Linked DNA regions of Homo sapiens: regions 2 and 3 are each linked to region 1. Evidence: read pairs that join two places in POLR2A ChIA-PET (ENCODE). Cell type or tissue: HepG2. All regions are shown on one strand.

The links. Peaks named below come from ENCODE experiments on the same cell type or tissue, not always from the same donor. Only the 100,000 strongest peaks of a DNase experiment are listed, where the experiment ranks them.
Region 2: POLR2A ChIA-PET joins it to region 1 with 5 read pairs; 4 of 35 experiments call an interaction of 5 or more read pairs at or near these places.
Region 3: POLR2A ChIA-PET joins it to region 1 with 8 read pairs; 3 of 35 experiments call an interaction of 5 or more read pairs at or near these places.

What each region holds. Positions count from the first base shown.
Region 1 is chr2:223,852,616-223,855,115 of GRCh38, forward strand. All of the region lies in intron 1 of LOC124907988 (a long non-coding RNA gene), which reads right to left. Among named protein-coding and RNA genes, the nearest start is that of AP1S3, 16 kb to the left of the region's middle. In HepG2, no CTCF peak of the experiment used is centred here; a DNase peak (open chromatin) is centred at 946.
Region 2 is chr2:223,907,381-223,909,880 of GRCh38, forward strand. All of the region lies in intron 3 of WDFY1 (WD repeat and FYVE domain containing 1), which reads right to left. Among named protein-coding and RNA genes, the nearest start is that of WDFY1, 37 kb to the right of the region's middle. In HepG2, no CTCF peak of the experiment used is centred here; DNase peaks (open chromatin) are centred at 1,211 and 1,791; H3K4me3 peaks cover 514 bases.
Region 3 is chr2:223,679,525-223,682,024 of GRCh38, forward strand. No RefSeq gene overlaps it. Among named protein-coding and RNA genes, the nearest start is that of SCG2, 78 kb to the left of the region's middle. In HepG2, no CTCF peak of the experiment used is centred here; no DNase peak of the experiment used is centred here.

The sequences.
Region 1 (2,500 bases):
ATGGTATGCAAATGCACCTTAGATATGGGCTGGCAGTTATAGTCACAGTCAAAAACGCAGTATATGTCGGAGTAATGGTTGCTAAGACTTAAAGCCATTAGAGTAACCAGAATGTGTTCCCATGTAAAGACCAGCTTTTGAGTTGATCCTACAGTCAGTGTTGGTTGACTTGCCTTCCCCACTCAGGGTCTTGGTTTAAAAGAATGGGTGTCATTCCTGACTGCTGCATCCCACTCTTATCTGAGTTCTGCTACCATTTACTCACCATCCACATGCATCCTACTTTAGAAATCTGAATGCTCAAATAATTGCTACACTATAAAAAGTGCTCAGGCCAAGCCCAGTGGCTCACGCCTGTAATCCCAGCACTTTGGGAGGCCAAGGCAGGTGGATCACTTGAGGTCAGGAGTTTGAGACCAGCCTGCCCAGCCCAACATGGTGAAACCCTGTCTCTACCAAAAAATACAAAAATTAGCCAGGAGTGTTGGCATGCGCCTCTAGTTCCAGCTACTCAGGAGGCTGGGGCATGAGAATTGCTTGAACTCAGGAGGTGGAAGTTGCAGTGAGCTGAGATCGTGCCACTGCACTCTAGCCTGGGTGACAGAGTGAGACTCCATCTCAAAAAAAAAAAAAAGAAAAAGAAAAGAAAGAAAAGAAAAAGAAAAAAGGTGCTTACGGCTATCTGACATATCCAGTGGCCTAGAACTCCAGGAGAAGGTATAGGCAATTGCTCAATACAACAAAGTGATGTTTGGGGCCATGTTTAGAGCTGTGTAGAACAGAGCTTCATATATGAAAGGTCTTTGTTTGGTCTGAAGCTTAATGGTATCACACATTGCCAACCCCCTATCCAACATACTGAACTCCATAGTTGGTGTTAAATGTCAACATCAGCCAGAGAATCGTTAGTTAGCCCTGGTGCTCCTGATGAGTAATCTTTGGTTTTGTAGCTTTTAGGTGAACTCCCTGTGTAATCCTATGACCATGTGTAGGTTCAGCATAAGTGAAGTCACTAGGTAAATATATATATTGGGCAAGGGACCGAACAAACCTCAAGGACAGTGATTCAAAATCCATAGAATAGTTGGGGGCTTGGAGGGTTGGGAAGGATGGAGAACAATCAGTTACCTAGCCCTCAAGTGAGTTGGAAAGGGAAACGTTTGAGAGCTAAGCCCTACCCAGGGTATTGTGGATTCATAGTCCTGTGCTGAGTCCTGGATTGTCTTACAGAAGGAGAGAAGCATCTGCAGCCAGAAGCCTTGAGCACTGGTCCAGCTTCTTCTCCTACCAGTCAAGTGACTTTGGGCAAGATACTTCACTTCATTGTGCCTCAGTTTCCTAATCTGTAAAATGAAGATAATAATTCCTATGTCTCCTAAAGATGCTGGTAGGATTAGTCAGTACTCAGTAAGTATAGCTATTATTACTACTAGTATCAGAGGTGTTTTTTTGTTGTTTTTTGTTTGTTTGTTTTTTAAGACAGAGTCTCACTCTGTTGCCCAGGCTGGAGTGCAGTGGCATAATCTGGGCTCACTGCAACCTCTGCCTCCTGAGTTCAACTGGTTCTCCTGCCTAAGCCTCTTGAATAGCTGGGATTACAGGCACATGGCACCATGCTCTGCTAATTTTTTTATTTTTAGTAGAGACGGGGTTTCGCCATGTTGGCCAGTCTGGTCTCGAACTCCTGACCTCAGGTGATCCGCCTGCCTTGGCCTCCCAAAATGCTGGGATTACAGGCGTGAGCCACCATGCCCATCCATCAGAGATGTTTGAACCCAAGTGACTCCATCTTGAATAGGGGCTGGGAAAATAAGGCTGAGACCTCCTGGGCTGCATTCCCAGAAGGTTAGACATTCTTAGTCTCAGGATAAGATAGGAGGTTGGCATGTGATACAGGTCACAAAGACCCTGCTGATTAAACAGGATGCAGTAAGGAAGCTGGCCAACACCAACCCAAACCAAGATGGTGATGAAAGTGACCTCTTGTCATCCTTACTGCTCATTACATCCCAATTACATTAACATGCTAAAAAACTCCCACCAGTGCTATGACAGTTTACAAGTACCATGGCATTTGTAAAGTTACCCTATATAGAAGTTATCCTATATATAGTCTAAAAAACTATAGGCTATATACTCTAAAAAACCCTATATAGAAGTTACCCTATATAGTCTGTTCCCTCAGTTCTGGGAAATCTCTGCCCTTTCCCCAGAAAACTCATGAATAATCCACCCCTTGTTTAGCACATAATCAAGAAATAACTATAAGTATACTCAGTTAAGCAGCCCATACTGCTGCTCTGTCTATGAAGCAGTCATTCTTTTGTTTCTCTACTTCTCGAATTAACTTGCTTTCACTTTTACTCTATGGACTTGCCCTGAATTCTTTCCCACGCAAGGTTCAAGAATCTGCTCTTGGGGTCTGGATAGGGACCCCTTTCTGGTAACACTAGTGGTAAATGTTAACTATTGTTAATTAAAATTATAAAATTCAGCATGA
Region 2 (2,500 bases), 55 kb after region 1:
GTTTTCCATCTTGTTTTTGTAAAGTAGAAAAAATGTATCAGCACTGTATATATTAATCTGTATTCAGTGGAAGAGCAATTGATCAATTGCTAACTAATGCTAAATTGGATTTGCATTGCCCCTTTCCATTGAACAACTGTAACAGTTCTTATGTGCCATCCTATAATGACAGTCTCCCCTTGAACTGAAGGCCACAAGAAGGGTCCCTAGGGAGATAAATGCACCAACACTGCACCACTGCACTATATGAAGCTTGTACTTAGTGGCTTCTCATTATATGTGTGTATGCACATGATGATATTCCTATAAAATTTTCTGAAAGCTAAAACGGAGAGCTTCAGCATTCACTACTGTGTCATGCATTTCCAGCACCCTCACCTGCCGCCTGCTGCTGTGTGAACTGCATGGGCAGGGAGCCTGTCCCTTCCACTGGATCTTTCTTCTCGGCCCTTACATCAAGGCTGCTGCTGCTATTTTTTTTTTTTTCTCTTTCTTTTGAGACAGGGTCTTGTTCTGCCATCCAGGCTGGAGTGCAGTGGTGCAATCTCTGCTCACTGTAACCTCCACTTCCCAGGCTCAAGTGATCCTCCCACCTCAGCCTCTTGAGTAGTGGGGCTATATGGGTATGCCACCACACTAAGCTAATTTTTTTATTTTTTGTAGAGATGAGGTCTCACTAATATTGCCCAGGCTGGTCTCTAACTCCTGGGCTCAATCCTCCTGCCTAAGCCTCCCAAAGTGCTGAGATTATTGGCATGAGCCACCACACCTGGTCCAAGGCTGCTTCTTTCATTAAAAAATAAATACATAAATAAAAACAATGAAACTCTCATAACTATACTTCTACTTTCCTTGACCCCTTCTCAGCCAAAAGCTTCTCTAATGACCAGACCACTCTGGTTACCCTCAGGCTCTCTGGCTCCCACATCTCCCAGTCACACTTCAGTCCATGGCTCACCAGGGCTACCCCACTGCATGGAAAGGCTCTTCTTGTTATCAGCAGCTGTCTTCTACGTGCCATCCCAAAGGCACTAGCCAGGCCCAATTTCATCCTCTCCCTCCTGCCCTTGACACCTTTACTCACCTCCTCCCTGAAACTCACTGCCCTCCAGCTTCCGTGGCTGCACTGTCCTGGCTGGCTCTCCTCCCACTTTGCCCATTCTTCCTGTCTCTCCTTTAGGCTCCCAGTCCTCTGGCTTTTCTTTAAATATTGACATTTCCCTAGGAATGTGACCTTGGCCCTCTGCTTTTCTCAATGTACCTGCTCTCTCTAGTTCACGGCAGCCACCGTTGTAGTTTCCACTGACGTCTATGTTCAGGGAACTCCCAACCCCTGCCCAGACCAAACCCTGAGGTTCCAGCACACACACCCAAGGTCGGTTCTCAAAACTGAACTCATCACCTTTCCCCAAAAAAGATCAGCATCTTTTCTGTCTCTGAAGACAGCTAATTCCTGGCTAGAAACCTGAAAGTCATCTTAAAGCTGCTCCCTATTTCAACACACACCTTTATTCACACACCCAGCCCTGCTTCCCGGACAGTTCTTGAGGCCACAGCCTCTTCTCCATCACCACCCCAGTATTTCATGATTTCACACTGGGGTCCGGAGGCAGCCTCCTAACTGGCACCTGCACTTTCAGCCTTGTCCCTTCAAAGCCTGCTACAAATTTCTGAGCTCACAAAAACCAGAAACCTGCTCCTGCTCCTCAGAGGTTTTAGCAAAACCATGTAGTTTCCCTAAAGCACTTGACCCTAGGGTTCATCTAGAGGACTTGCTACTTATTGTACAGATCCCCAGGCCCCTCCCTAGTGATTCCGAAGCTCTAGGTCTGGCATAGAGCCGGGGAATCTGTATTTTAGTAAGTTCCCTCAATGATTGGCGTGACTATGCAAGGTCAGGAAATTCAGCTTACATAACGTGGTCTGGGCCCCTTAAAGTCACACTCAAGGATCATCATTTCCCCTCCTCCCTGGCTGGCCTCCCCTTTGACCCCACTCCAAAACAGTGTCATTATTTAGGCAGCAGGTCTGGGCCCTGACTTCTTTCATTCCCTCCCCAGCTACTCACAGTCATTCTTGTGGCTTGAAAAATGACCTGATGATGATGCCCTCTGCCCAGACCTCTCCGGGACTCGTTTTGTTTATCCTGTGCCAACTTCACATGGCCAGTTGGAAGCTCACTGGTATCTTAAACTAGGCTGGCTCTCACTGTCCCCTCTCCCTCCAACTGCCTCCCCCACCCAGCCTTACCCTTCTCAGCGAACAATACTACTTCCTACCCAGCTGCTCAAGCCAAAAACCTGGCTGTCATCTGACTTCTCTTCCTCTCCTCTACACAGCCAACTTATCTCAGATGTCTCCAAGACTTATCTCAACTCAAGTCCATCCATTTGTCCTTCTTCATGGCCACTGTCCCTTCACCCAGGCCGCTAAAACAATCTGATTCTCCCACCGCCACTCTGGCCGTGCCTCAATCTGTTCTCTACCCAGTAGCTAGGGT
Region 3 (2,500 bases), 170 kb before region 1:
GCTAGGCTTATATACTACACCTTTCCATGATAGCATCTGGTCATAGGGTTTTTTGTGTGTAAAGATTAAATGAGATAACCCATGTGAAAAGCTGAACATGGCCCCTGGCACATGGACAGTGTCAACATACGTTAGCTATTATTGTCATAGTTATTAGAGATGAAATAACCTGCCTGAGGCCACACTGTGACAAACTAGGGACATAAAAAAGTTGAAATTCTCTGCAATAATATAATAAGCTGCATTTAATAATGATTTAACAAACTAGATGATCAAATTCCCTTCCAGTGAGTAATGTTAAGTACCACAAAGAAGAGAGCTGTCCATAACTAACGCCATTGAAGAGAAAGATGATGGGTCATAGAGACTCCAGGCAGATGAACAAAGACCTGGATTCCAGGTGTGATACTTACAGTACCTAAATGTGTTACCACAGGCAAATCATTTGAAATCTCTGAATTATTGTGTTCATATGTATAAAATGTAAAAAATTATGTATCTCTCTCATCTACATTACAAGTATGAAATAATTTATGTGAAAGTGCTCTGAAGTATAAAATAGGGAAAGTGTGTTCTGCTCCAATTCTCATACCCAAATAAATCCCAGAGGGATTAAAATGTTACTGTAAAAAACACAAGCAAAAATTACTAGAAAGATATATAGGCCGGGCGCGGTGGCTCACGCCTGTAATCCCAGCACTTTAGGAGGCCGAGGAGTGCAGATCACGAGGTCAGGAGATTGAGATCATCCTAGCTAACATGGTGAAATCCTGTCTCTACTAAAAATACAAAAATTAGCTGGGCATGGTGGCACATGCCTGTAATCCCAGCTACTCGGGAGGCTGAGGCAGGAGAATCGCTTGAACCGGGAAGTCGGAGGTTGCAGTGAGCCAAGATCATGCCACTGCACTCCAGCCTGGGTGACAGAGTGAGACTCTGTCAAAAAAAAAATAATTATATATATATATATATATATATATATATATAGACATTTTAATATGAGAAAATTTATACAATTCTGGGATGAGGAGAATTTGTCAATGTGATGACAAAGAGAAAACATTTTACAAAAGTACTGAAGTTACCTCAAAAAAAGAGAAAATAGACTGAGCATGGTGGCTCATGCCTTCAATCTCAGCACCTTGGGAGGCCAAGTCAAGAGGATGACTTGAGCCCAGGAATTCAAGATCAGCCTGGGCAACATGGCAAGATCCTGTCTCTCCAAAAAAAATACAAAAATTAGCTCTGGGCGTAGTGGTGGGTGCCTGTGATCCCAGCTACTTAGGAGGCTGAGGTGGGAGGATCGCTCGAGCCCAGGAGTTCTAGGCTGCAGAGAGCTGTGTTTGTATCATTGCACTCCAACCTAAGCAGCAGGGCAAGACCCTATCTCAAAAAAAAAAAAAAAAAATGTTTGGCAGGGAGGAGAAAATCGCAGTGAATCTTTGTGAACTTGAGTTATACAATGGCCTCTTAGATATGACACCAAAAGCCAAAAGCACATGTGGAAAAAAGAAAAATTGGACCTTACCAAAATGACAAACTTTGTGCTTCAAAAGGTACCATGAAGAAAGTGAAAAACACAACTAAAACATGGAAGAAAACATTTGCAAATTATAAGTTTGATAAGTCTGGTGTCCAGAATATATAAAGAACTTTTAAAACTTGACAATAAAAAGACAAATAACCCACTTAGAAATGGGCAAAGGGCTTGAATAGACATTAATCCAAATAAGGTGTACCGATGGTCAATATGTGCTCCCAAAAATATGTTCAGCCTTATTAGTCATCAGGGAAATGCAAATAAAAACCACAATGAAATACCAATTCACACCCACTGGCATAGCTAAAATTAAAAAGCCAACTAATAACAGGTGTTAGCAAAAATGTAGAGAAATTGGAGCCCTTATCAACGCTGGTGGAATTGTAAAATAGCGCAGCCACTTTGGAAAACAGTTTGAACATTCTCAAAATGTTAAAACAAAGTTACCACATGATCCAGCAATTCTGCTCCTAGATATATACCTAAGAGAACTGAAATCGTATGTTCAAACAAAAACCTTTATTAAAACATTCATAGTAGGCCAGGCATGGTGGATCATGCCTGTAATCCCATCACTTTGGGAGGCTGAGGCAGGTGGATCACCTGAGGTCAGGAGTTCAAGACCAGCCTGGCCAACATGGCAAAACCCCATCTCTACTAAAAGTACAAAAAATTAGCCAGGCGTGGTGATGTGCACCTGTAATCCCAGCTACTTGGGAGGCTGAGGCAGGAGAACTGCTTGAACCTGGGAGTTGGAGGCTGCAGTGAGCCAAGATTGTGCCACTGGTACTCCAGCCTAGGCAACAGAGCAAGACTTTGTCTCAAAAAAAAAAAAAAAGAAAAAGAAAAAAAGAAAAGAAAACATTCAGAACAGCATTATTCACAATAGCCATAAGGTAGAAAAGCCCACACATCCATCTACTGATGAATGCATAAACAAAATATACATCTATACTGTAG